Regions from separate parts of the Mus musculus genome. Here all the other regions are linked to region 2. The links are chromatin loops, found by intact Hi-C in ENCODE. Cell type or tissue: left cerebral cortex. All regions are shown on one strand. Region 1 overlaps Pak7 (p21 (RAC1) activated kinase 7). Region 2 overlaps Mkks (McKusick-Kaufman syndrome). Region 3 overlaps Snap25 (synaptosomal-associated protein 25). Region 4 holds the start of Gm32546 (a long non-coding RNA gene). Region 5 overlaps Plcb4 (phospholipase C, beta 4). Region 6 overlaps Snap25 (synaptosomal-associated protein 25). Region 7 has its middle 16 kb from the start of Gm39943.

Region 1 (4,000 bases), 740 kb before region 2:
TACTCTGTATGGCAACCAAAAATTAATAGAAAGGAAATATTAAACAGACTAAAGTGAATAAAGAAATCGCATTATTTCTTATATAAAACATCAGTTGGTTCCTGTGTATCATTGATGGATAAGTGAAGCTCAGAATTAAAAAAAAAATACCATTCTGATTAGCATCTTCATTGCAATTTACAGGTATAAATCTAACAAACACAGACAAGATCTGTGTGCTCCAAAGTACAAAATGTTAACGAAAATATAAAAAGGAATTGAGTAAACAAATAAATATTCCATGATCATGGATCAGATGACATAATGTTCTTACTTCAACTTGATCTACAGATGTAGCTTAATTCAGATCAAAATTCCAGCAAAAAATCCATGTACTTAGGTGAATATATAGTAGATTATAAACAACAGTTCTCAACCTGTGGGTTGTGACCCCTTTGGGGGTCGCATATCAGACGTTCTGCATATCAGATATTTATGTTACAATTCATAACAGTGTCAAAATTAGTTTTGAAGTTGCAATGAAATAACTTTATGGTTGGGGTCACCCCAACATGAGGGACTGTGTTAAAGGGCTGCAGCATCAGGAAGGTAGAGAATCATTATCATATGTGATAGAGAGAGAGCAAACCTATAACAATTTGTAAAAGGTAAAGCTATGCAGAGAGTAAAAAGACTCATGATTTCCAGGATTAACAGGAGGAAGGCATGGGTAGCTGGAGCACAGGGATGCTCAGGGCAGTAACACTGCCCCATGCCACCCAACCGTAGATTTAAGTCTCTGTTGGCAGTCATGTGCAATGTGCATGCCAAGAGCATTCCCTCAGTGTCACCTGTGGACGGTGGCTGGTGTTCTTGCATCAGTGAGAGTCCCTCAGTCACAAGACTGCATCAGTCTGGTGAGGCTTTTGGCATTGAGAGGCTGTGCATGTTTGGGGCTGGGGGTGGTAGTATCTGTGGATCCTCTGTACCTTCTAAATTTTCTCTGATCCAGAAATTGGTCTACAAAAACGAAACAAAACAAAACAAAACAAAACAAACAAAAAACCGAAACGCAAATAAACCAATCCACCACCAGCAAACTATATTAAGGCATTTTTTTCTCTCTACCAAGAAAGATGACTGCATTAGGCCACTGTATCACATTTTGTGGAGTTGCCCCCTTGCTGGAGGAGTAAGCAGGAGACTAAGAACGGATGCTCTAGTCACCACCACTGCAAAGCCACAGGTGTTTTTGTTCCGTATTGTGGAGGCCAGGAATTTGGCAAGAACATCTTCTGGGAAGTTGCCTGTGAAATTAGCGGTTGGTTGAGTCTGTGGTCACAATAAGTGACTGTATATTCCAGATGTTCACTATCATGGTGGCAGGCACTAGATAGAGGCTGTTAACTGGGGGTTCTGTCAGAATATCTGTCACAGCATCTACATGTGATTTTTTCCAAAACAGACTTTCTTACAGGAAATTTAATTTATGTGTGATTCAGGAACAAAAGGGCTGAGAGGCACAACAGAGTGTGGAAAAGGTTAAATTATAACTCAGAAGGGAAAGCTGTCTAATTACTCAGAGTTGAGAGGATAACATTTGTTTATCTCAGTATGGGATCAGTTTTGCTAATTAAAATGCAAATTCCTCTTAATTTGTAAGTGGAAGCATTGACAAATTAAAGCCACAATGTATCCATACCCCAAATGACAGCATACAGGTGCTAACAATGTCACCCCGCTTCCCAAAGCAGCTAGGTGCAAAGCTGTGATGCTGTTCTCGGCCACTAGGTGGCACCTTTGCATAGGTTTGAGAAATCTAGCCTGCAACGAACAGAGTTGAGCACCTTTTCTTTCCCAAGCACTAGATGGCATCTCAGTTTCCTTTGATGCCTTTGAGCACAGAGATTTTCATAGACACAGAGCTGAGGATGAGACCCGGGAAAACTGTGTTAAGCGATTATTCCTGCTTATAACTTTATTATTCCCTGCGAGCTTTTCAATGTGCATCAGAAACAGGAACACTTGCCCTTAACTGAAAGCCAAGAAAATTATTCAGTTTTAGAGACAATACAGGAATCCAAGCATTCAAAATGTCAGCATGACCATGATTATTATTAATACTAAACTATGGAAAACAAAAAAAGGAAAAATAAATAAATAAATAAAAGTTGTATTATCAAGCATTAAAGGGATGTTTAAATGTTAAATCTATATCCTTAAGTTGTAGAAATGCAATAGGAGAAAAGATTGAATATACAAGAAGAGATTATCTAAACTGAATTTACAAACAGATGAGTAGGCTTGTAATGGGACACTTACACCAGAAGAGGGCGGCATAGTTTAAGGAATTCACAACATTTAGGAACTCGATAGGTCAGAGGACACCTCTCTAATGTTATTGTGCTAAAATTGTTAATCAAATTGAAATGCATGACTCTACTTTATGTGGCTTGTGCCTTTCTCTGCTAAGAACCTCTACCCAGTGTTATTGCTGAGGTGAACGTATAGCAAGGTACCCTGGCTCCGGACTTTAGTTCAGACATTATTTATGGAGTGCCTGTTGCCTGACAGCAAGGTCCGTAAGTAGAATAACCAGCTGGTTAAAGGGAAACTTAGAGAGTGAACATAGCAGTGTTTCAGGGCGGGGGTTCCAAGAGGAGATTCAGAAGATGGAAGGTGTGTCCTCTCATAGTCTGTTCCTGGGTGTTGCTCTAGTATTTAATGGACTAGAGCAAATAGAAGCAAAGAGCTTTAGAGTAAAAACAAACAAACAGACAAACAAACCGCACAAAAGCATGGTGATGTTCAAGCCTAGGAATGTTAAGTACCATCTAGGATTTGGGAAAGAAAAACCGAAAAGGGATCCGATCACTCTCTTTTGTTTTCAGTTGGAGGAGACAGCTGATAGTTGCTAAGCCCCGGCCTTGTTCTAGCCAGCTTCCTTACGAGTGGCTCATCCTCTCTGACACCAAATCTTGAAAACTTTGTCGACTCCTCTCTCTTCTTGACTTCTTCTCCCTCCCTGTTTGCTGTGTTGATTCTGATGTGAGCAGCTGGGCCAGTACTTGGTTGTTCCTGATGGCTGGTGCTCTCTGCATTCTTGGGTAGATACTAGAAAGCACACACTGTATCCAACTCTGCTCTGGTGAGCATGACGCCGAATCTCTGTGATTTCTCTACTTGGCTCTTGTTGTTTGAACTCACAGGGGATTTCTAGATGGTGCTGAAGTTTGCTCCCAAGGGGAAGTCTTTCAGCATTAGAAGACAGCTGTCCTACATAACTTTCTACTCCTGAGTCTTTGACAGATCACCACTGTTCTCAGCCATTCATGAAACTGCCTAAGTTCTGGATTATTTATCCTTGTGGTCACCTTCCCTCTGAAGCACCCATTAGACAGTGTCCCAAGATAAAAGTGATGCCTTCAGAGTTTGAATAACGTGGCAGGAGGTGGGTAGAGAGGATGAGGATGGAGCAGGCTATTTCCATCCTTGCTACTTCCCTTTCTCCTCTCCGTACTCTGTATGTGTAATTGTGATCACTCCCTTGAGCCCTTCCCCTCTGGGATGAATGGTTCAGTAAGGAAGAGCTCACATCTGACTCATTCACTGCTGTGTCCCTAGCACGTAGCGCTGATCTCAGGACACAGCAGCCGTGTGTCGAAACAACGTGACCTGAAATACAAAAATGGAAATTTGAATTCAAGCCTCTCCAGAAAGGCTGTTGAAGGCAGAAAGGATTCTGGGATCATTATAAGTCAAGCATGGTGCACTTCTTCATGTTCAGTCAGAACTACCTCTCTTGATCAAGATCAAATGGCCTCCTAGGCCCTGGAGAGTTAGACATTGGTAAGGTCTGGCTTGAGAGACATCTGAGCACAGATAAGTCTGGGAACCTGTCTGTGCTCCATTTGTGCAAAGATCCGCATAGATAAGCTTCTTTGAGAGCAACATGAAGACCTGTGAAACGGATTCAGGCATCATTGTTTTTCTGTCTGTACAGAGCTAAGACAAGACTGAA
Region 2 (4,000 bases):
ACCCACCTCCCAGTTTGACTCCATATCAATGGATAGGAGAAAAAGGATAGAAAGAGGGAGGGAAGGAGAAAGAGAGAAAAAGACAGAGATAGAGAATCTAATTCCTTTCCTTTTGTTTCTTCTTTGAGCATGAATACTAACAAACTGCATACAACCCCCCTCACCCACAAAGAACCATCAACCCCACCTCCTGGGGCCCTAGCATTTCTATGCTCTCTGAAGTTTCCAGAATTCCAAATATCACACACTTGCAGAAACTATCTGCAGCTGAAGAAACCATGCCTCTGCTAGCTCAGCAGGCAAATCATAGCTGCTGAGGGACAGTCAGAAGCAGACCCATATCTCCACACCTGAAATCCAAAGGAAAGCACTTTCTTATACTATTTCTGTGTTTTTTAAAGACACAGAAATGCCACAATTGTCACTATGCAAAAGTTTTGCTTTTTAAAACTTTTCAAATTTTGGGATTATGAATGAAGGATTAGAGACTTGAATTATATAATCACATCCTCTTGATTTCAGTGATTTTTATTCATAAATTATTTTGAACTGCAAATATGCCTATCTTTGTCTTAAAAAAAAGGGCTATTTGGATGTACCTTAACAAAAAAAATAACAGTTTATTTATTTTCAGTTTAGTCTTTTTCTTCCTGGGAAATAATACACTGTTGACCAGATTTAATGGAACTTACCTGAAAACTGCAAGATGGCTACTTCTCCTAGGTTTGGCTCTTTGGTGGACTTGCAAGTCCCAGACTATCCAGCTCAGTGGTATCGTCCTTAGGAACTTGGAAGACAGGGCTGCTTTTGATTCTGTGCCACCCCAAATGTATGAACCCAATTAATGGTACCATAACCATCAGAACTTTGTACTCTCTCCAGAGATTCTGAAAGCTCATAGTCTGTTGACATCAGCACACCTAAGAAAAGATTAAAAGGGAAAATTAAATCAACTCCAAAACATAAATGGTCTCAAATCATGCCAACAAACACAAACAATATTGTATTTCAATAAAATTTCACTTATAGCTTGGAGAGATGGCTCAGTGGCCTTGCTTTTCTTGACGAGGACCTGGGTTTGGAACCCAACAACCACAAAAACAGTTTACAACCATCTGTAACTCCAATTCCAGGGGATACAACACTCAGGTCTCCGCTGGCATCAGGAACATATTCAGTGTGCAGACATATAGTAAAGATAACTACTAATACACAAATTTAAAAAATAAGTTGACTATAAAGATATTTTTCAAGCTGGGTGGTGGTAGTGCACAGTTTTAATATCAGCACTTAGGAGGCAGAGGCAGATGAATCTGAGTTCGAGGCCAGCCTAGTCTACACAGTGAGTTCTAGGACAGCCAGGGATATACAGAGAAACCCTGTCTAGAAAAAATGGAAACAAAACAAAGAAAAAAGGATATTATTCAAAAGTTTAGAAGGAGCTTCTGCTTGGGAGCACTGACCTAGAATTTCCACAATGGTATGAAGATGAACGCCTCCCAGTGTGTGGGGACATTTGTCACAGTGGTAAATGAGCCTAGTGCATCACATTTCATGTTCTGAGCCTGCCTTGGATTGCAGAGGTTGACCATGGTCTCATGCTACCTGCCCTAAATCAGAGCACAAGTGTCTACACCATCAATTCTGCCCTAAATCAGAGCACAAGTGTCTACACCATCCATTCTGCCCTAAATCAGAGCACAAGTGTCTACACCATCCATTCTGCCCTAAATCAGAGCACAAGTATCTTATAGTTACACCATCCATTCTGCTCAGATTAGCTCCATTCACCCTAGCTCGTTTTTACTACGGAAGGAACACTGCCTGAACGAAGTTCTACACCTCCACCTTGTTCTAGTCTTTTGGGCAACCATCCATATGGGCCACCAAGGGACAACAATGAGCTACATACATCAGACCACAAGTATCTTTAAAGTCTATTTCTTTTCTATGATGGCAACTCTTCTCTTTTCACTTCTGCATTAGGAGATTTTATCTCTTCAATTCTCCAGTAAGACTTTAGTCAGGTTTTATGTGATTGTTACATTCCCAAGCTGAAAGAAATGACAGTAAAATGGAGAGAGAAAAGGCAATTACATGTCCTAGAAAATCCTAAACACTTGGGTCTCGATATCAGATTTCTCTGTTCTGTAACAGTGCCAGTTAAAACAATTGTTTAGTTATTTTCTACTAACATTTGAATACAGGGTTCTTTGACTTTTTAAAAAAGAGATTCTTATTCTGTCTATGAGGTTTCCTGGGCGCCATCTGCTGGCATTCTGGGCAGTGTGAAGTTTCCTTCGGCTTAAAATATATGAAAAACAAAACACTCATGAAGAGAATACCAGCGAGGTTCTTAAAATTAATTGACCTGGCTCTTGTGCTTGGGATGTCTGATATTAACTATTACTTTGTCTTTAATGAAAATGTTGATGTTGGATAGTTGTAAATTCCAATCATTGACTTGAATAGTTCTTTTAAAAATACTGTCCTTATAAAAACAGTTGTTATTTTCAATTTAAGCAACAGTCCAAGTTTGGTCTTTAGTGTAGACACCAGGCACAACTGAAAAAATGGCTAGAAGAGAAGATTCTTAAAGTTTTCCTCTTAAAGAAACAACCTTTGAAGAAATAGCTATGTCTAACTGGACTTAATCATCATGCAGCATATAGTGCCGTACAAGTACAGATTTAAAGGAAAGGAATCCATACTGTGTGCACGCCTAACCTGTCCAGCATGGCAAAGAGAAGAATGGTTTGCCCTCCCCCCACACTTTGTAGATATCTCCCCTAAAATGGCACAAATTTTGTTAGACTTTTCTAGTCGTGTAAATACACATACACCAAATTAAAACTAAACTTCTACTCCCAGTGAGCCAATGGTTTGCAGTTGAATTCTACAGTTTCCACTCTACAATCTTACTGCTTTTCTCACTCACCACTCAAGGACAGCTTGATCAACATCTAAGTTGGGGAAATCTATTTGATGTCAGTAAAGGTAATTAAAACCAAACAATACTGAAAACCTTATATGAGCATGTCACTAACTATAAGGTCTAAAATGCAACTGATGGATGCCTGAGAAGTACCAACCTTCTGGCAGTCTGTGATTCATTAGAAAGGACACAGTGATTTAGAGCTGTCTCAGATGTCTCCCATTCCATTCCACTGATTTTTAAAATTATCATCTAATATTATTATATCTGAGTTATAATTATCCTGATTGTCATCTGGCCTTGGCACTAGTGTGGGGAAAGAGAATGGAAATTATGCAGACTGTTCTGGATTAAGTGTCCAGTTGTTTGGCCCTCAGTGTGACAGCAGGGTTTTTATCTGTCTCTAAATTCAAAGGGCCAATTTCTACCCTTCATCCTTTTTGAGATTTTCATTTTTTTCTACCTTTGTATGGGATACTGATCCCTCTATTTCTTGTCCAGTCTGTAAAAATGTACTTGTTCTAGATCTCATTTTAATCTTCCCTACTGCCTAGATTAAGTAAGCGGTACTTCTGTTACCTATGGTCTAGTCTCATTTGCTGTCAGTTCCAACCCTATTGGTCCCTCTTCTATGTCAACCTACTACTCTTAAAGGTCATCTTCCTCTGCACGCTTGTGACCATTTTTCTCCACTATAAAGAAACAAAGGTTGTAATCTCAGGCCTGGGAACTACAAGAGAGTCACTGAGAAGATAGCATTATTCCAGGTCATCCATCCTTCAGCAAAAGAGCAAATACTTAGATGACATAAAACTGTCTCACAACTAATTAAAACAACAAAAACCAAACTGATCTGAGTCATGAACAACAACAAACTTTCTTTCCTTCCAAACTGCTGTTATACCTGTATTTTATTGGGGGGGGGGGGTCAGACAAAAAGAAAGAGAAAGCAGGGCTGGAGAAATAGATCACTCAGTAGCTAAAATCTTTTGCAGAGGACCCACATCCGGTGACTCAAAACCATCTGCAACTCTAATTCCAGGGGATCTGACAGACCTTTAGGTC
Region 3 (4,000 bases), 110 kb before region 2:
TGTGAGCCAATGGATTTTAGAACCATGTTGAAAGGTTCAAAAAGTGTTGGAACCAATTCAGCCTGACCTAAGCTGTTACAGCTCTAAAGGAAAAATGAACAGAGAAATAATTTCTCCGCTGTTTTCCAGAAAGGAAACAATCTGAGAAAACAGGAAGTGCTTGTTTTCTATCACTGAACCAAATTGACTCAGAAGCAAGGAGATAACTCAACAAAGCCAAGCAGGGTTCCAGAGAAGAGATTTTTTTTTTTTTTTTCTAACTTAAGAGGTCAAAATGTTGAGAAACTGTCTTGGAAAAAGAATTTTTTATCCTCTTGTAAAGACAGCAGAAGCCACGTTCTAATACCTATGCCAGTATAATTCTCTAGAACGGCGAGAACTTTCTGTATTTAGCTGTTCAACTACCAATAAAGGTGTACACAGGGATAAAAGTTTAAGGAAAGGCTAGACAAGTTGATGGGAAGCAGCTGCTCTGGCTTGCTTAAACCCTAGACTGCTGAGTCACTGAGATAGAGCTAAAGGGTATAATTGCCTTACAATAATTAGCATATCTTGGCTGATATTTGCAATAGAATCCCACACACAAAGTCACAATTGGACACCATTTAAACAGCCCATTTGAGTCTGGCTGATCATGTTACTGAGCTACAGTATTCCCTCTTTCTCAAGGAAGTTCTTGTCTTTGAGAACTGTACCAGAAGTCTCAGTATGTATAAGGTTGAGTTAAAACCGCACAGTAGGCAAAGCAAAGAGAATTTTCTTCTCTCCTGGTCCCACTATGATCTTCTCTCGTCATCATTTGGGTTGAGAGAGAATTCTGGGAAGTTCAAAACAGAGTTTTGATATAGTCTTCTGGATTTTTAAGTCATTGCTTTGTGGGTTTGCTTATGTGTGTTTATATGTACAAACTATCAAAGTTACAAGCACATTGTTCTTCTAGAATACTTGAAATTAGAAGTAAGTTTCCATCCCAAGCTTCATACTGGTGCTAATGAAACAATAAAGATATTCAAACTCCAAAGTAAGGTTTGGTGAAAGAAAATGTGCTGTGATCCAGCGATGTGGTCCTCAAGGTCTTCCACCAGTGGAGGCCACTGAGCTTGAGAAATAAGACAACAGCTTAGAAATGGGATTTGTAGTTCACCAGCTCTATGAACTGGGGAACATTTTAACTCTGGATGTGCTGGTGTATGACATAGACACAGTTGTAGATGTGTGATGTGGGCCAGTGCAGCACCTGCCTGAAGCTAAGGGCTCAATGTACTCAGTATCCCCTTCTAACAAAGTCTGGGCTCCCTGATGGACAGTAGCCTTTCCACAAAGGCAACTTAGGAAGCACGTCTCAGAAATGTCAGCAATCTTAGGACTCTCTAAAATCAAGCAGGAATCTGAGGATGGGGTATCCTCCATTTAAAAACAAAATCCTCGAGGATTAACCAGGAAAACGGGATGAACACTGACAGAGGCATTTTCCAAAGGACATGCCTGAGGGGAGATTCTGTCAGGTTTTGTTTTGTTTTGCTTTTGTTTTCTATTTCTTTTATATACCACATAAAAAGTATGTGGTACTTTTGTGCCATGTAATATGGGTCTGGAATTTGAATGTGACTCAGAGAACTTGAGAGGAAGGAGCAAGCATCTATTGAACAAAGGCATTACAGCTCCACCCTGTCCTTTGAGACTATCCCAAGAATAGCCTCTGCTCTACTTACCCAAGCTGCCTTGCAAAGGCCAGGCAGTGCATTCATAAGCAAGACAGTCTCCATTTACCTTCGGAACTGACGTTTGTTTTAAAATGGATTATTTTCTTATTTAAGCTTCTCTGAGCTCAGTCTAGAAATGGCACAATTCAGTCTATAGGAGCATGTCAGATTGGTCTGAGCAAAGTCATTTTCCTTTTCAACAAAGTAGGATTATTTATGACACAGTTTATAGGTACAGAAGAAGGATCTGGGAACCAAATAAAATTGGAGGAATTATCCATTTTTCAAGTGAGAAGCCTGGGGGGTCAAAAAATATGTGTCTATAGTTCTGAATAATCAGGACAAATCAATGTTCTTTTTTATGTAAATACTCATTTTGAAGCCAACTCTTGATTAACCAAACAGATGGCAGAGAACCATAGCCAGATAATTCAGTTGTGAATAATCCAGAAATATGTTCAACTTTCAAGATCTTTGTTTGAACATAAATGAGTCCAGTGTGCTAGGAATTTATAAATTCAAATTGAATATAGAAAACTCTACCCAGTTGAGATTGGAAAGTGGGAAAGTAGGCACATAGCCTATGGTCAGTGAGTGATAGTAGATCATTCCCTCGACCACCTGGTGGCTTTCTTCTCTGCCCAGGCTGTAGAGTTACAAGTGGGAGCATTGTTTGTACAGCACTTGTAATGGGAAAAAGCAACAGCCTGTACTTGCTGCCTTACCTTTCTCCATGGCGATGGGAACAGTTAATTTCCTAGGCCTTGACAGTCTAGCCTTTGAGCACCTTCCCAGCATAAAAGATAAACTATAGAATACTGTCCTCAAACAGCAGATGCTATCCAGTGAGGAAAACCATTGAAACCTCAAGTCAAGTTCCTGTGACCTTGTCCAATGGTCTTGGGGGTGGGGGAGTGATATTTCTGAATGAGTTGTTTCACAAAAGAGCTTGAGTGGACCCCGGGGATGAATAGGACCTTAAGGAGTCGTCTAAGACCTCTCTTCTCTCCTCTTTTCTAGGCTGATTCCAACAAAACCAGAATTGATGAAGCCAACCAACGTGCAACAAAGATGCTGGGAAGTGGTTAAATTTGCCCTTCTGCTGTGCTCTCCTCCAAATGTTGTTGGACAAGAGAGCTCCTTCATGCTTCTCTCATGGTATTACCTAGTAGGTCTTGCACATACACACACACACACACACACACACACACACACACACACACACACACACACAGAGTCAGTCACCCCCATTGTAAATGTCCTGTGTGCTCTGTCAGCTTCCCAATGATACCATGTGTTTTTTGTTTTTCTCTGGCTCTCTTTCTTTCCAAAGGCTGTACATAGTGGTCATCTGGTGGCTCTAATTCCTAACTTAAGATGTCTTGGGTCTCGTTTTTTTTTTTTTCTTTTCTCAGTGGCGTTTGCTGAATGACAACAATTTAGGAATGCTCAATGTGCTGTTGATTTTCTCAATACACAGTATTGTTCTTGTAAAACTGTGACATTCCACAGAGCTACTGCCACAATCCTTTCTTAGGGTGTCAGGCTCTGAATCTCTCCAAATGTGCTGTCTTTGGTTCCTCATGGCTATTCTTTGTCTTTATGATTTCATAATTAGACAATGTGAAATTACATAACAGGCATTGCACTAAAAGTGATGTGATTTATGCATTTATGCATGAGAACTAAATAGACTTTTAGATTCCTACTTAAACAAAAACTTTCCATGACAGTAGCATACTGACAAGAAAACACACAACAGCAACAATAACAAAGCAACAACTACGCATGCTCAGTATTGGGACACTGTCAAGATTAAGTCATACCAGCAAAACCTGCAGCTGTGTCACCTTCTTTCTGTCAACCTACAGACTTACTGATTATAATCATCCCATTTTCTTTTTTTCACATATACATACACACACACACACACACACAAAGTGGATTTAACACACCATTAATCATTTCTAGCAAAATATGTGTTTGGCTGAAACTATGTGAAATGGATGTAATATAGGGTTTGTCGAATGCTTTTGAAAGCTATGTTTTGGAGACAATACTCTTGCTATGTGGAAAACGTGAAGATCTTCTACGTCTGGCTCTTGTTAATCACCATCTCCCCGTGGTTTGTCATCAGTACAATTCTCTGTTGCTTAATCTAGAGCTATGCACACCAAATTGCTGAGATGTTTAGTAGCTGATAAAGAAACCTTTAAAAAATTATATAAATGAATGAAATATAGATAAACTGTGAGATAAATATCATTACAGCATGTATATTAAATCCCTCCTGTCTC
Region 4 (4,000 bases), 400 kb before region 2:
AGTAAGTGTTAGGCCTTGGTGTCTCCCCTTGATCACACCTTGGGCCTGTTTCTGGACCTTCTTTACTTCAGGCTCCTCTCCATTTCCATCCCTGCAGTTCTTTCAGGAAGGAACAATTATGGGTCAGCGTTTTGACTGTGGGATGGCAACCTCATCCCTCACTTGATGCCCTGTCTTCCTGCTGGGGGTGGGCTCTACAAGTTCCCTCTCCCCAATGTAGCGCATTTCATCTAAGGCCCCTCCCTTTGAGTCTTTAGAGTCTCTCACCTCCCAGGTCTCTAGTACATTCTGGAGGGTCCCCCCAAACTCCTACCTCCCGAGATTGCTTGTTTCTATCCTTTCTGCTGGCCCTCAGTCCTTCCCCCGCCCCCCCCCCAATACCAGATCATGATCTCCTCTACCCCTATCCCCTTTCCCTCCAAAGTCCCTCCCTCCCTCCCTTCTCCCTTTGATTGCTTTCCTCTTCCTCCCAAGTGGGATTGAGGAATCCTCACTTGGGCCCTTCAGCTTGTTGACCTTTATGAGTTCTGTGGACTGTATCTTGGGTATTATGTGCGTTTCTTTCTTTCTTTCTTTCTTTCTTTCTTTCTTTCTTTCTTTCTTTCTTTCTTTCTCTCTCTCTCTCTCTCTCTCTCTCTCTCTCTCTCTCTCTCTCTCTCCTTCCTTCCTTCCTTCCTTCCTTCCTTCTTTCTTTCTTTCTTTCTTTCTTTCTTTCTTTCTTTCTTTCTTTCTTTGGCTAATATCCACTTATTAGTGAGTACACTAATTAGTAATCTAACTTATTAGTAATGTCCTTTTGGGTCTGAGTTACTTCACTCAGGATGATCTTTTCTAGTTCCATCCATTTGCCTGAAAAACTCAGGATGTCTTCGTTCTTAATAGCTGAGTAGTATTTCATTGTGTAAATGAACTACATTTTCTGTGTCCATTCTCCTGTTGTGGGACATCTGGGTTGTTTTCAGCTTTTCAAGGAAAAAAATCAGGACATGTTGACTATATCTGAGAAACATGACTTTTTTTTTAAGATTTCCATGATATTTCGGACAATTCTCTCAAATGCTGAAGGAAAGTGTTAACTTTTACCTGATCTCCACAACCTCCTCCCTATTAAACAAATGCTTCCTAAACTGGAAGAGCATGTCACAAATGACTCTATCTTGTGTTCACAGCCCTCAACAGATTACAAAATGCCCTCATGCCATTGCTGATCCCTAATCATATGACATCTTGGTGGCTTCTGTACATTCTGAGTTTAGTTCTTCTGAAATAACAAAATGGAGGGCAGGGAGGATTGAGGGTTATCAGGGTCTCTCTCCTCCCCTCCCCTCCTCTCCTCCCTCCCTCCCTCCCTTTCCAACACAGAAATGGTCCCAGCTTGATACTCCATTTGATTTGTGTTGAAACACCAATTAATATGTTTTTCTTTCTTTTTTCTTTTTTTCTTGGATCTCATTCTGCAGTTAGTATGACTCTTAGATAAATAGCAGTTGCTTCCAGTTCCCTCCCTACACACAGAAGGACAAGTTCACAGTCAAAAAAGGGACACACTTCATGCTCCACTGCTCCCAAGCAGAATCAGCTAAGGTTTTGCCATCTTGCTTCGGCCCCTTTCTGGATCCCTTCCTCACTATACCACACATGGATCCTGGTCCCCAGCCCTGCATCAAGCCAAACCCTTACATGCTACTGTGTGATAGTCCAAGTCAAGTGCTCTTCCCTTCCCCTGTCTTTCAAATATTTACCAATCTCTTATTTGCAAGCCACTGATTCTAAGTAGCCAAACACGAGGAGGCCGTGCTGGGGGCTACCAAGCTTCCAAACAGCCATGACTCACTTTTCATCCAGTTGATCAGACTCACTGTTCAGCAAAAATATGAAAAAAGCAGAATGTCTACATTTTCTGCAAGCAAGGATCTGAAAATGAATAATATATTCATAAAGTTATTCTAATGCCCCATTGTTATAAACATGTACTAAGTACATCTCCTAACTTCATTTTAAAAGAAGATAATAATCTACAACTCTCAGGGTAACATAATATATAAGTGCGTAATAAAACATATATGTATATATTATATGTGCACACACACACACCCTCCTGAATGCAGAAACAATATTTAAGGAAATAAAAGCAAACTAGGTTGCCTAACTGGCTAATGTTATTGGGTTGCTAATTTTATATGTTTTCTAAGACAACACATTCATTTACACTATACCTTAAAAGGAAAACTAATAACATTGTTATTTACATAAATTATCATACCAAAGAAAAGGTGGTGTAGGAACATTTGTTTGCTCTGAAATGCCGTTTTCATAATGAAGAGCTATTACGTTACCGCAAAGGTTCTCAGCAGAACAAGCACAGAGCCATGGAAAGTGAAACCAGCTTCCATAAAAGCTGTAAAATCAGGAAAGAAAAAAAATCAATAGAACAGGCCAGTAGGTGGCGCTGTTGATGTGTGTAATACACAGAAAGGGGCGGGGGTGGGAGGGTAGAGAAAGGAGGAAGAAAAAAAGCAAGGGCCTGTGGGAAAAACAAACACTGACAGAACACCCCTGGAAAATGGCCCTAACTTCTACAGTCTCCCAAGGCTTACAGAGTCGTTTCTTATTCTCTCCTGTCTGAGCTGCATCACATTTCACTGTCTCACTGGACTCAATGAAGAGTTCAGTGTTTGTGTTGTAACACAAAGCTGTAGCCAGTGGGCTGTTTTCATATACAGGCTGCAAGTTTCAACAGAGCACTGGCATTTCTCATTTAATGTGAACAGACACTTTCCCCACAGGTCAAAAGGTCTTGGAGTATGGAAAGTAGCATAAATCTCCTTAGAATGTATTTAAGGCCTACAACTTTGGGGGGAAATTATTATCCCACAATTATCTTTTGCTTGGTCAAAATATACACACGTGTGTGTGTGTGTGTGTGTGTGTGTGTGTGTGTGTGTGTGTGTGATATGTATGTATACACATGTGTGTGTGTATGTATATATACATATGTATATATACATATGGATAGAGGAACAAACTGATTATTTGATACTAAACTAATATGCTTTTGCAACATTCAAAATGGCTCTTAAAAGCAATAGCAGCTATGTGAAGAGAAAGGGGCTCATATAGCTGTCTGAAAAACAGCCATCTTTTCAGGAGCACAGAGGTTGAGACCTTCTCCTTTCTATGTGATAGGATTTATTGTCTAGTATCTGTTTTGTAAAATCAGTTTTCAAGGTTCAGAAAGAAGTCCTGGTATAGAAAACAAGGAAGTCACGTTGCAATTAGAACTTCAACCCAAATAACTAAATGATGAGCACGTTACCCCAGCTGCTATGCATTGTCCTAGTAGCTGCTGGTTACACATTGTTCTTGACTCCAGTGGTCTCACAAGAAGATATTGACCTGAAGTAGCTAATTCGTGAAACATCTTCAGTTGCTGCTACTTCAAGTTGCATAACAAATTGAAAAAGGAAGAGGAACAGAGAGGGGGGGAGGGAGGGAGGGAGGGAGGGAGAGAGAGAGAGAGAGAGAGAGAGAGAGAGAGAGAGAGAGAGAGAGAGAGAAAGATGCATCCCTGTGATGATAGCTTACATTATTTAAGCACCCAAGGCTTTTTTACCAGACTTTGTATTCATTGATTCCTTTTATCTTTGCAATGACCTGAGTCAGGTGCTATCACTGCCCCTTTATTTCAACAGAAGACATTGACATTGAGAAACAGTAAACAGCTCCCAAGGACGAGCCACTAATAAGCTACGGGGAAATCTTTAAATGCAGAGGGGCAGAAAGATGCATGCATTTACCATGTACCCTGAATTTAAATGCGGACTGGCTGAAGGACATACCCATTCATCACGTGGCTTCCAAAGACAACAGCGGACATTAAAATGCAGAGTTTAAGTTATGAGAGGTGTGCCTGAATTCAAAACCAAAGTCTTCATGCTTTACCGAAGATAGGAAGTTCTCGCTTGCACCACATTCAGTCTCGTTTTTTTAGGTAATTGCT
Region 5 (4,000 bases), 920 kb before region 2:
TATCTCCTTAAATGGAATGAGAGTTCCGTCAAAGGAGAAGGTTACATAATTATTAGCATATTGAATGTGAAGATAAAAATAACCAGTAGGTAATCGGAGCCATATGATAGTGTGGTGGAATCGATCGTGGTTCTGAAGGTGCCAATCCTCTGAAGGTTACCATTCATCATAGGGTTCTCAGAATTCAGTCGCATTGGGCACTGGCCTTACTGTGAAGAAAATATATTACATTTTGTTTTCTTTTATGCTCCACAAGGTTCTCGTTGTTTGTACACGTATTTCATTGTGCAATGCCGAGACCAATGGCAGTCACGCACAGAATTTGCCAATTCCCCGGATTGTCACTCACAATTCAGAACAGAGAACATCCTGCCTTGCTGTCTGTAGGGTCTTGTTGCATATAGAATGAAGTGTCATCTTATTTCCTGACTATTCATCCTGAAGGGATACCCTCCCGTGTTCACAAGGACCCTCTATGCCCGGATTGATTTTCTTAAGATGGTAGGGTCAGAAGTACACAGACTGGCTAATTCGATGTTTTCCATGTTAGCTGGATGATTTTAGTCCCCAAGGCCTCAGTTTTGCCCTGCGGCTACTGGGAGTTCTCATGATACACGGGGGTACATTCCAAAATCCTTCAAGTTCAGTAAGATGAGGAGATTTCAGTCTAAGTGCAACAGGACCCCGCAGACAGCACGGCGGGCATACCCTCATGGCTCCAACATACAGCACTGGTGTTCTGAGCATGAGACACATGGGACAAAACAGATTTGGCTCTTGCCCATATTTGGCATGGTGAGTGGACTCTGGGCTTATATGGAAAAAGATGAAAATGGGCATAAGTGTCATGTACTCTATCACAGACTTTCACAGGAAGAAGCAGGCTGATGTCAAAGATGCAGAGGTTAGGTCCTCAGCCAAAGCGAGCAGATAAGCTAACTGACCTTACTCACTGTGCACCCGAGCTGTTTCTGTTCTTAGATTGAGTCTCTTGGAGGAAAATAACTCCAAAGTTCCCAACAAAATACCGACCACTTTTCGGGACACCCATTTTGTTGATGAATGAGTTATTTTTGCTTTAATTTCTCAAGAAATGCAAACAGTCGTTTGTAGTTTTTCTCTGTACAATGTAATATGTCCTATGTAGCAAGTTACCAAGTTCTTTTGATAGTAAGTGCATTAATAGAGATAACTAAATCATATGTGTGTGTGTGCTGCAAGTTCCTGAAGAGATTACTTTAAAACGTGGTCTCCAGTTCCCCATTGGCAGTGCCTGAAAACTCGGCTGTGGAATGACAACCCTTTAGGCCTCCTCCAGCAGATCTCTTCCAGCGGGGCCTGCAGTTTCTGCCTACAAAGCCTGTGGGTGATTTTGATGTATGCCATTGCTGGATGGCCACCCAGTGGAGCTTTGTGTATTGGCCTGAATGGTAATACTGCAGTCTATCACTGTCGGTGTTGGGTGAGACCTGGTAAAGTTTCTTGAACGTTTGATGGTCCTTTGAAAACCTAACAGATAAAATGAATGCTTTCAGGTTATCTCCTTTTGTATTAAAACCTATGACTTTTAAAGTAAAACTTTAAGAGAGCAACAAGGTCTGTTACATATTAATTTACGCAATGCAGATACTCTTTTAATTAGGATGCCTAAACTGAATCCGTGAGTCCCTTTGAAGCCATCCACTTAAACGGGTTTGTCCTTGTGCTTGCAGGGCCTGGTCACCGTAGAGGATGAGCAAGCATGGATGGCATCTTATAAATACGTAGGTGCTACCACGAACATCCATCCGTACTTGTCCACGATGATCAACTATGCCCAGCCCGTGAAGTTTCAAGGTTTCCACGTGGCTGAAGGTAACATTGCAGGTTAAATGCAGTAGCTTTCCTGTCTGCTTCCCTGTCGCACTGGCTGCCCCGCTGATTTGTTGCCATCTTTTTTCTTTGTGGATGTCCATCACTTCACCTGACTTGATTCACTTGTGGTGGTATTATGCTGTCATTCTCCAAATCATCCACGAGGTGGCGGTGCAAGACTGTGACTTAGCTTGTAGCTTTCCGTATGCTTTCGTAAGGCTTCTTTATTTACTTTGTTATGACAAACTATATTAGTAATATTTATGAGGCACAGTACCTGTCTTTGTTACCTGTGTGTGTATATTGTGTAATCTATGGCTTCAGGAGAGTGAGGAAAACTTAATCAGTGGGTACAAATGCCTTGAGTTAGGGAAGTAAGATTTGATGTTCTGTGGTACATAACTCCTATTCAAAAGTTGGTTCCCCACGAAAGCCCGTTCAAAAGTAGTTAAAGGTATTTCCTAACCATTTCTGGCCCGAAGAGTACGTTATTATCAAAAACTGCATATCGCAGCAGTGACTATGACACTTGGGTTGCATATCACTTGTTTAGTGAGTCCACATTTAATTCATCATATGCACAGAAAGTTAGTGAAACTCAGAGCAAATGACACACACAGTCATGTAGCATGGGCCACGAATTCTTCCTGAGCTGGGATGTAAGATGCTGGTTGTGATTCTGTCTGCTGCTTGCTTTTTGAGGGGTTTGATGGCTGAGTTTCTGAGTACATCTTTGCTTGTCTTTTACAGAGCGCAATATTCACTATAACATGTCTTCTTTTAACGAGTCGGTTGGCCTTGGCTACTTGAAGACGCACGCGATTGAGTTTGTAAAGTATCCTAACGGACTGTATGGGATGAATGGTGCTCTCAAGGACCGGCAGGGATCTCTGCAGTAGATTGGCAGTGGTCTATAATTTTAATATTTAGCTTTTTGTATAATTTTTATCATAGCGCTGTAAAATGGTGTCCCCAGACGTACATGCGTTGTTTCCAGAATGCACACCGCAGCTGTGATTTCCTCTGAGCAGTGTTTATAAGGGGATTGGCCCCGTGCTATCTACCTGCTTGCCATTGTCCCGCACCCCACTGTTGTTGTTCTCTGTTGTGCGTTCGCCTTGGCTGCTCTTGGATTTCCTTAATCAGTTACCCAGTTACAATAAGCGACAAATGAGCCGCATTTACCCCAAGGGAGGCCGAGTTGATTCCAGTAATTACATGCCTCAGATTTTCTGGAACGCTGGTTGCCAGATGGTTTCACTGAACTATCAAACCCCAGGTAGGCGCTAATGTCCAGTGACCCCGAATTCCACAAGAACATTGGGACAGGGCAGCCATTGCAGCTGCTCCCGTTGGCCTGAGGCATTTTCTTTTTAAAGGAAGCTGCCATGTGAAAAAAATTTGTTTTTCTTGCATTTATATTAATGGCAAAAAATTAAATCCCCAAAACGAAGCCATAACAGAAGATGCCATTTCAGTTTTAATCCATTCCATCAATGCTATGAGTAGCCCCTATTCTATAATATTTTTAATTTCTCTCTCTTCTGTATCAAGCTTACATCTTTGTTCCCAGAGATGGGATTTGGTTTCAGTATCTTTGTGTGATAACTTAGTCTCTTTGCTCCTTTGGAAAATACCACAACCAAGGTGGCCATCCAGCAAACACGGATGGCAGCAGCACCTACCATAATATGACAGACTTTCATCGTAAACTCTGTAAGATGCCATGCAAAGAGATGTCATCAGAGTACTAATCTGTAGTTCAATCTTCCAGAATATATTCACGGGCAGGGTTTCAACATACAGTGGTGCTTTTTTTTCCCCTACAAATTCTAACTTTTGATAAATGTACAAATGCTTGAAGTTTTCCAAGTTTGCATCAGAGCCTCTGACCATAATCCTGTGACTACAGATTGGGAAATAGGAAAATAAGCATTAAAAAAAAGAGAGAGACAGATGGCACAAACCATATTTATTTTACATGACCGTGTTCTTCTGCATGGCTTTAAAATTTGGTAGAAACAGGAATAAAAGTAAAATAGCTAACTAAATAGCAACGCATGTCTGGTCAGTCCCTCACTTTGTGAGCAGCACCCTTGCCAGGACTTTGCAGGCATGGAGCCGTTTTCTTTTCTGGTCACTCTAA
Region 6 (4,000 bases), 170 kb before region 2:
GTCATGGAAAATCTTCAGAAGGAAAAATAATAAGATGGTTTTTCTTCGTTTTAAAAATCCAGGACAATGTGATGAAGGAGGTGGGAGCAGAGAGGCATATGGAGAATCCAGGAAACATTCCTGCAGATGGTGGGATGGAACCTGCTTGTTTGTTTATTGTTGTTTTCCACATTTAGCATTCTCAGCACAAAATAATGTACAATTTCTACAATCTTTTCATGGTGCAATATCCCTAGAATTGATAATTTAACCTTTACTTTATAAAGCTTTCACAGCTCTAAGGCAAGCTGTCCCTTAATTTGTTAGATGATATTCCTAAACTCTAAAGTTAACCCTGCAGTAAAGGTTATCAGCTGAACAATTGATTTCTCCTCCAATGACGCCTAGCAACTGCATAGCAGCTGGCCTTCAGGAGAACTGTTGGCTTTGACCATTGTAGAAATAAAAACAATGTAATAAAGAGATTGAAGGAGGAAACAAAAGAAAATCCTGACTTTTAAATGATGCACTATCAATAAGCAATGCTTCTTACATTATGAGATTGCGTTACAGTACTAGAAAAGCAGGAAAAATAATGGGTTTGGCCTCAGCACTGGATACATTCTGCAATGTCATCCCTTGCCAGCAGGCACCAACCTAATAGGAAGATATTGATCAGTCAGAAAGCACCAGATACATAAATCAACCCCACAGGGGATATAACATTTCATGGTTATATGGTTTTTGACCTCAGTAAGTTTAGAATCTAGTAATCTTAATAGAAATAATAAGTAATAAAACTTATCACACAAATCCAAAGTTAAAAACCAATAAAACAAGGAAAAATTATGAGATTGTAAGTAATTCATTTGTAAGTAAATGTGAGCGGTGGTAAGGATAGGGTTTCAGACAGGGCAAAATCAAAGTAGACATAGGTCTTGAGCTAGCCTGGAAAGGTTGAAAAGAAATTAGAACGGCCTGCTAAGTAAACAACTTCAAGTTATGTAAGCCAGGCTATCTTTCTTCAGTGAATCCTGCAAATGTCTAGCCATTTGGAGACAGTTGAAAGCTTGTATAGGGTTTTCTAGAATGGAATTAGAGCCCCCTATGGAATGTTTTGAATGGCAATCTTAGAATTAGATATTTTACTCTAAAATTGATTTCTGAGTAATATAACTAGCAAAGCAACGAGGTTCTGGCTAACACCCCAAAATTAACAGAGTAGTTTAATCCCCAGTATTAAAGGGAAACACATCACTATCATCAAGGGTGATTCATTTAAAAAAAAAAAAGTCCTGTAGTTAAACATCACTTACCATCTCTCTCCAAGATATTCGCACCTATATGGACATATAGTCCTCCCCCATAAGTGAATTGCAGTTTCGGTGTTCCATATTTAACTAGAACAAACTATCTGAGATGAATACATGCTAGGGAAATTAAAAGGCAGGTCAGAAACCAGGTGATCAGAGATCCTAGGATGTACATTTGAATAATAAACATAGTGTAGAACGGTCTCTCCCTCTCTCTGAATATTCCACATTGGCAAATGCACTGAATTGGGGCAGGAAGGGGTCGGTTTTTCACAATGTGTTACATACTGCATGACAAATTGAACCAGTGCCTAAAAATGGAGCGTGGTGGTAACATTTTATAAAGCTGGGGTAAGCAGAGGTAAATAACAGAACACATTTCTTTTCCAACTAAGCAGGCTGATTCTTCTTGGTTCCCTATATCCTAGAGCTGGATTGAAGTCTAAACTACACACATTTCTGTTTTTTAACCTTGTAGTTGCCACTCCCATAGTAAAATGTCAAAATTCTAAATACTGATAGAAATACTAAACCAAAATAGCCAACAGCATCATCACTGCAGAGGAAGGAATGGAGGTTACAAGCATAGATTTGATTACTTGCCTTCTGTCAGAAACACAACGTGATTTCCCCCTTTCGCTATTTACCAAATCACTGGCAGAAGAAATGTGATGTGGTAATGTGTGACCTCCCAGCTCATGGGAAGTTGGGGGAAGGGAATGTCATTGAAACTTTAGGAGGAGGTTGTCAAGCTGGGTCCAGAGGACCTTTCTCAGGTAAGAGAAAAGGAAGATGTGAATCACAGTGTCAAGAAAGCAAGACATGGTGAGTGGGGAAACTGTTTCAAAGAAATTAGTCCTATAAAAGGAAAGAGACTTCAGAATTGCTGTCATTGCTGTAACAATAGCTGTGTTGTTTTTTTTTTTTTTACATTATTATCTTCACCAAGATCGCTAGCTATACTTTTCCCCTGAAAAAGTTCAAGTGAATTCTGATTTTAAATGAACTATGTAAACTACAGTCATGTGTCTGATACAATACAATAGCATTTAGTAAGCCATGAATTCGATTTTAAAGGACAGAGATGCCTAAGGCAAAGACTAATCCGAAGTACTTTGTGGGGGGCCAGGTGTGAGATGGCCTGAGCTATCTCTGCTGCTAGTTCACCAAGTGTTGGTAATGACTTTGTAGTAAATCATTTCAGTTTTACAGGTGAAGTGGCTGAGATAGAGCCAAGAGCTAAATGACATATCAGAGAGCTGAACGGGAATAATTGTAGTCAGTCTGACTCCAGAGACCAGGGTGCTAGCTGAATGTACTTGGTTGCTTTTTGTATCATCACTTTTCTTGCTGGTCAAATGAATCACAGTGAATATACATTGATAGGTAGATAGATGCTAGATAGATAGATAGATAGATAGATAGATAGATAGATAGATAGATAGACAGATAGACAGATAGACAGATAGACAGATGATAGATAGACAGACAGGATTGGACCCAGAGCATTAAGCATGCTAAGCAAGCACTCATCCCCTAAACTATACTGCAGGCCTCTGCACGTGATTTTTTCCCCCATCTTTCCCTCCTGGTTTGAGAATCGAGGCATGCTCACAGCTCTCCTGAAGCAACTGCTTATAATTTCCTGTTTTCAGAATCAGTCTCCTAATAACCCACCAGGGCACTGTAAAACTTGGTCTCCTCATCCACAGACAGTGTTGGTCAGTATTGCTGCTATTCTGACGCAGCTGAAAGGCCTCAGCGACGTGTGTGGGCCTCAGAAGAAAGGCTTTTGGATCCTGTTGTCTCAGCAATGCTTCTGCTGTCAACCTGCAGTCACAGATCTTAGAATTCATGTGTCCTCAGTATCATATCCCTTTCTTAGTCTTTTTTTGTATTCCCTCTGCCCCAAATTATTTGATATCATCTTTCTAGTCAGGCAAGAAATCCTGCCTTTTGCTTCAAAGCTCTGTTCAACATCATCACTGCCTTGAATGTCTGCCCTCCTTATTCAGATCCTTGGTCATCTAGTATATACTATGTCCTGCAGCTTTCCCAAACATTTTAAATTCCTTGTAAAAAATAAATTAGGTTTGAATTTTCGCTTCAAGATTCTACTTTTCTCATCTCCTGTGTCTTACTTAAAGCAGTTTGTTGGCTTTTATTTTCTAACTTCTGCTCTCCGTCTGCCATTTATAAGAGAGAAAAAATACCTCTGCAGAATTTCTGAACTGCTAAGTATTTTAAAAAGTCATATTTCTATATGACCTGAATCATATGATACAGTGTAAACAAAAAATGATCGCACATGGTTGAAGGTACAGTGGTCCAGCACCTGCTTACCATATGTGAGGCTCTGGGTTATATCGGAGAGGGAGAGGGAGAGGCAGAGGGAGAGGGGGAGAGGGAAAGGGAGCGAAAGAGAGGGAGGGGGAGAGGGAGAGAGGGAAAGGGAGAGGGGGAGGGGGAGAGGGGCAGAGACAGGGACAGGGACAGAGACAGAGACAGAGACAGAGACAGAAAAATCAATCCTCTTATTTCAGAAAAGACTCCTTGCCTCTATAGTTGACTTCAGATTCCAGCTTTGTTCATCCAGGTAAACTGTTACAAGGCAAGAAAAGATTGTCACTGATTGTTTTCTTGTTGGTTTTCTGCTGACTCACAAACATTATCCTTTACCACAGTTAACTGGTTGTTATACACAAGTC
Region 7 (4,000 bases), 97 kb before region 2:
GTTGCTCTGAAAACTAGGAGCAATTGATTATGATACTGTGAGAAACAAATGCTGTTATCCCATACAGTTGTTTCCAAATTGCCTAGCATCAGTACTCCTGCTGATACTTTTAATGATACTGGAAAGCAGGCAACATGATCTGAGGAATACAGTTCTTAGTGATTGCTATATAACAGGTTGCCCAAGCCGCAATATCTTAAAATCCTAAACAACTTATTTAGCTCTCAGTTCTTTGGCATTTAAGTTAGGTCTGGCAGAAAGTTTTAATCTTGGCTAGTCTGTAATTGTGGTCAACTGTCGCTCCACTGGGAACCAGTGGGCCATCTCTTGCTGAGCCTTCCTCTGGCTCCATATGACCTTTCCTTCTGCAGCAAGCCATTTAGAGATTGTTAATATCCTCTTCAAAGCAAGGCTACTCGCTTTGGCCACATCATATTGGCCAATGTAACTCTCACACCAATCCACATCCAAGGATGAGGAAACAGATTCAACCTCTTGGGAAAACTTCCAGATCACTTAACCAAGGTTATAGATGCTGTGCTGCTGAACGGAAAGGCTGCCTTCACAATTACTCTGAAATTCTCAGAGATATAAAGAGTTCTTTCTCTCCTCTGGGTCCTCGGAGTCTAATAAAAGGAAAGGTTAAGACAGAGTTGTCTCTGTCTTAGAAAAGACCCTGGATGGATATTCTCCACAGGAGCACAAGAAGGATTGGAATATCAGAAGTAATAGAGCTGGCGCGTGCTAACAGAATGTGGTAGCCTGTTGATGAAACTGACCTTAATCCTGAAATGTCAAAACTAATCCTACTCCTCCAAAGCAAGAGGATTGTAGCCACTACCCTTAAACCCTAAATACCCAGAGCTTGGAAGAAAGCATTTTAACATACAAAATGGGATTGGCTCCTCAGCTAGCACTTGATAAGTACCTCTTGTCTGAAACTTCTGTGCCTTCCTTCCCATCTTTTATTTGTTGCTATTTTGTGAAGATTTACACTAGATTTTATTTTCTTGTGGGAGTCTTTATTTTGCTTTTCTTACCAAGCTTTTCTGTTCAAAAATATACTGTTCTCTTTGCTAACGGGGCAAACGAGACTGATTAGTCAAGGATGAAGATGAAATTATGTGTGTCAGAGACAGCTTAAGTATATACAAGATGTTTCCTGGGTGTCTGGAGGCGTGGGGTGTAGGAGGTGACTGCTGTCTTCCATGGCACCAGCTTGCTTCTTAAAGGAACCGTGACAATTGCCAGTTTAAAAAGGATGAAGGGAGTGCCAATGGCATGTGGTTTTAAGTTGTCAGAGGCTGCATAAATAGAAAACTCTAGAGACCTAAATCTATGCACTCATTTGTTATTAAAGGCAAAACTCCAAACTAGGCCAAATACATCCTTTAATAAGTTTCAGATTTTATACCCCCGACCAAAAATCTCCTTGTTTTCCATGATTGTAGCATCCTTGAATTTCTATTCTCTGAATTTATACACCTTCAGTGCAGGTAGTCTGGCTCCTCAACCTTCAGACTAACGAGTGGTTCTTGGGTGGCTATTCCTCAACCAACTGTCCTAGCCTCATTTTATTCCAGAACAATAACTGCAAACCAAAAAGAAACTTTGGAGTGCCTTGGAAATGCTTTTCCTTAGGTAGAGGATAGTGCAGTCTGGTCCCTCGGAATATAAAACTTCAATAAAGAAGTGCATCTGGGAATGTGAGTTCAGAGACAGGAGAGAGGGATGGAAAAATGTAAAGACTCCTTGGGAAGTGATGCCAAGGAGGTATGATGAAGTGAGCCAAGTTATTAGGTACCTGGGCATTTGGGTCTGAGAGATAGCAGAGAAGCAGGTGGAATGTGAATCAAGGCTATTTTCCTGGGCAAAGACATGGAGAGGCACTTTCTTTGGCCATGTATTGTCATGGGGTAGCATTGAGACCTTCTACGTGACTTGTGCACTTGAAAACCCAAAACAGTACTATACCAACAGGACCAACATGACAGGTGAAGCTGAGGTGCACAGAGCCAATTCATCCTTCTGTAAGCGTGTTAAGGTCTGTTTGAAACTTATTGCCAGCACTATGATTGGTATGGCATCAGATCAAAAGAATTTGAAGGTACATATAAGGAGCATTGCTGTGAGAAAAACATGAAGGAAAATCAAGCCAGCAAGGTCCCCATCACAGCCTAACATCCAGCTATTAAGATTGCTTTCTGGCTCAACCCTAGATGGACCATTCATATCCCAAAAGTTCCTCAATTGCCTGCTCCACCTACAGAGTTTTAACTGAGATTTTATTTGAAAGAGCTCTGCTGGTAAAACAAAAAATACAAAAAGCAGGGAAGAAGAAGGAAAGAAACATTTTGTTATTATTTTGGAAGTATTTGTTTGTTTTAAGACAGGATCTTCATCTGTTACCAAGGCTACATAGAAACTCACTATATCAGCCAGGCTGGTCTCGTATTCATAGTAATAACCCTATCTCCTGCCACGACTAGAATGATATCCACTTCTGTAGGACAATTTGGAGGACAGATGTTGTTGTTGGATTAAAGATATGGATGAGCACAAAAAAGTAAATAATTAAAAATAAAAATGTTTTTTAAAAGGCAGAAAAATGATTTAATTGTGTTTGCCTAGATTATGAAATCCAAAAGCTGGAGAATGTACGTGAAGTAAAAGACAAGGAAGGGATAGGCAGAGGCTAGGGTAAAATGATCATTCTAGAAGATAGCACAGGTGACTCGACACAGTGATAGTCTATGGATGAAAACGCATCGTCAAAGCAAGCATAGTCAAGAAGTCAACAGTAGTGATAGACACATTGCCTGCCCCAGGCAGGTAGGACAGAAAGATGCGTATAAAGCACACAAACAGGGCTTTTATTTGCATAGCAGGAAAGCACATTCTAATCTAAGGATTACTTTCCTGGGATCAGCTTATATTCACAGTTCATAAAGAAAGATGGCAGGCACCATTTACAAGGTTAGAAGAGTTGGACTGCTTGACTTGAGTCATAGGTTTTGCCTGAAAAAGAAAAGGGAAGAGGAAATGATACTTCGAAGGTGTACAGCATACAACACAGCTAAAACAGACCTACTTGGGAAAGCACAAGAAAGAAGGCTGTGGGGTAAAACTCAGTGGTAGAGAGCTTATGTAACCATGCATAGGGTCCTGGGTTCATCCTCAGCACTGTGAGAATTGTTTTAAAAGTGGGAGTAGTGTTAAATAAGAGAGACCTATTAATGGGACTTTTACATACCATAGAAAAGGATTGAAGACAAGGACTGCTTCTCAACTCAGCCTATTGTTATGACTACAAGGCTATTTCTAGTTTGGCTTCCCAAAATAAACTGTTCCTTTGTCCATTCTCTTCTGCCCTGTCTTTCTTGTCCTACAGTCATCACCAAGGTAACCTTGACTATAATCTTGTACCACACTGCTCTCGTCTGGAGTCTCTATTGTTATAACACTTTTCCGAAGTAAATAGCTCTGGAATTACATATGCATCATCTTTTAGCCAAAAAAGCTCACCCTCCACTCTTTCCCATTCTTACAACTTTACATGTGCCCTTCAAGTTTATGTAACAGTCTAGTACCTCCTATTACACTTGTTCTCAATAAGTCCAATTGCTCGATCCACCAAGAGCATGAGAGCAAGACACTAGCCCTTCTTATAAGAATATCTTCAATTTCCTGTTGAGGATCAGAAAACCTGAACTCTAGATCAATAGTTCTCTGTGTGGTCCTTTTTGTTCCAAGGTCCTGGAGAACACCAGAAAAATCATGGACTACTAACATTAAAAATACATGTACCACCTGGGCATGGTAGTACACAGATATCACCCTTGTGCTCCAGAGACTTGGGAGGAAAATAGAAAAGTGAAGAGCAGCTTGGATTATATCTTTCTGAAAGGGTGTGGCCGTATTGCAACTCTGGTGTCCAGCAGAAGCAGTATAAATGGGCATAATCACTTTAGTAAACTAGCAAGAGCTAATAAAGCTAAAC

Evidence for each region. A loop is a pair of places that touch in the nucleus more often than their neighbours do. Peaks named below come from ENCODE experiments on the same cell type or tissue, not always from the same donor. Only the 100,000 strongest peaks of a DNase experiment are listed, where the experiment ranks them.
Region 1: it touches region 2 in a loop (12-fold over the local background); 4 of 42 quality-filtered maps call a loop at or near these places.
Region 3: a loop joins it to region 2, with 2.4 times the contacts of the local background. A loop is called at or near these places in 5 of 42 quality-filtered maps.
Region 4: a loop joins it to region 2, with 9 times the contacts of the local background. A loop is called at or near these places in 15 of 42 quality-filtered maps.
Region 5: a loop joins it to region 2, with 7 times the contacts of the local background. A loop is called at or near these places in 2 of 42 quality-filtered maps.
Region 6: it touches region 2 in a loop (13-fold over the local background); 9 of 42 quality-filtered maps call a loop at or near these places.
Region 7: it touches region 2 in a loop (2.0-fold over the local background); 2 of 42 quality-filtered maps call a loop at or near these places.

What each region holds. Positions count from the first base shown.
Region 1 is chr2:136,147,389-136,151,388 of GRCm38, forward strand. All of the region lies in intron 3 of Pak7 (p21 (RAC1) activated kinase 7), which reads right to left. The region is part of intron 3 of Gm14218 (a long non-coding RNA gene); the gene reads left to right. Among named protein-coding and RNA genes, the nearest start is that of Gm14218, 12 kb to the left of the region's middle. In left cerebral cortex, CTCF peaks have their summits at 1,771 (motif pointing right) and 2,315 (motif pointing right); DNase peaks (open chromatin) are centred at 1,816, 2,333, 2,733, 2,943 and 1 more place; H3K27ac peaks cover 518 bases.
Region 2 is chr2:136,884,781-136,888,780 of GRCm38, forward strand. Mkks (McKusick-Kaufman syndrome) reads right to left here. Exons shown (of 6, transcript NM_021527.2): 2 at 693-920. Among named protein-coding and RNA genes, the nearest start is that of Mkks, 4.6 kb to the right of the region's middle. In left cerebral cortex, a CTCF peak has its summit at 2,270 (motif pointing left); a DNase peak (open chromatin) is centred at 2,278; H3K27ac peaks cover 265 bases.
Region 3 is chr2:136,778,352-136,782,351 of GRCm38, forward strand. Snap25 (synaptosomal-associated protein 25) reads left to right here. Exons shown (of 8, transcript NM_011428.3): 8 at 2,724-4,000. The coding sequence ends at 2,792. Among named protein-coding and RNA genes, the nearest start is that of Gm39943, 25 kb to the right of the region's middle. In left cerebral cortex, no CTCF peak of the experiment used is centred here; DNase peaks (open chromatin) are centred at 1,669, 2,661 and 3,322; H3K27ac peaks cover 2,460 bases.
Region 4 is chr2:136,483,499-136,487,498 of GRCm38, forward strand. It overlaps Gm32546 (a long non-coding RNA gene), which reads right to left and starts at 2,905. Exons shown (of 6, transcript XR_866766.1): 1 at 2,264-2,905; 2 at 1,835-1,914. In left cerebral cortex, CTCF peaks have their summits at 2,438 (motif pointing right) and 2,639; a DNase peak (open chromatin) is centred at 2,426; H3K4me3 peaks cover 420 bases; H3K27ac peaks cover 330 bases.
Region 5 is chr2:135,965,313-135,969,312 of GRCm38, forward strand. Plcb4 (phospholipase C, beta 4) reads left to right here. Exons shown (of 39, transcript NM_001355153.1): 21 at 1,713-1,854; 22 at 2,605-2,689; 23 at 3,009-3,133. Among named protein-coding and RNA genes, the nearest start is that of Lamp5, 90 kb to the right of the region's middle. In left cerebral cortex, a CTCF peak has its summit at 2,021 (motif pointing right); DNase peaks (open chromatin) are centred at 1,770, 2,035, 2,415, 2,651 and 2 more places; H3K27ac peaks cover 863 bases.
Region 6 is chr2:136,715,957-136,719,956 of GRCm38, forward strand. The region is part of intron 1 of Snap25 (synaptosomal-associated protein 25); the gene reads left to right. Among named protein-coding and RNA genes, the nearest start is that of Gm32659, 3.6 kb to the left of the region's middle. In left cerebral cortex, a CTCF peak has its summit at 600; DNase peaks (open chromatin) are centred at 1,535 and 2,993; H3K4me3 peaks cover 3,438 bases; H3K27ac peaks cover 1,818 bases.
Region 7 is chr2:136,787,380-136,791,379 of GRCm38, forward strand. No RefSeq gene overlaps it. Among named protein-coding and RNA genes, the nearest start is that of Gm39943, 16 kb to the right of the region's middle. In left cerebral cortex, no CTCF peak of the experiment used is centred here; DNase peaks (open chromatin) are centred at 492, 1,186, 1,693, 3,081 and 2 more places; H3K27ac peaks cover 3,266 bases.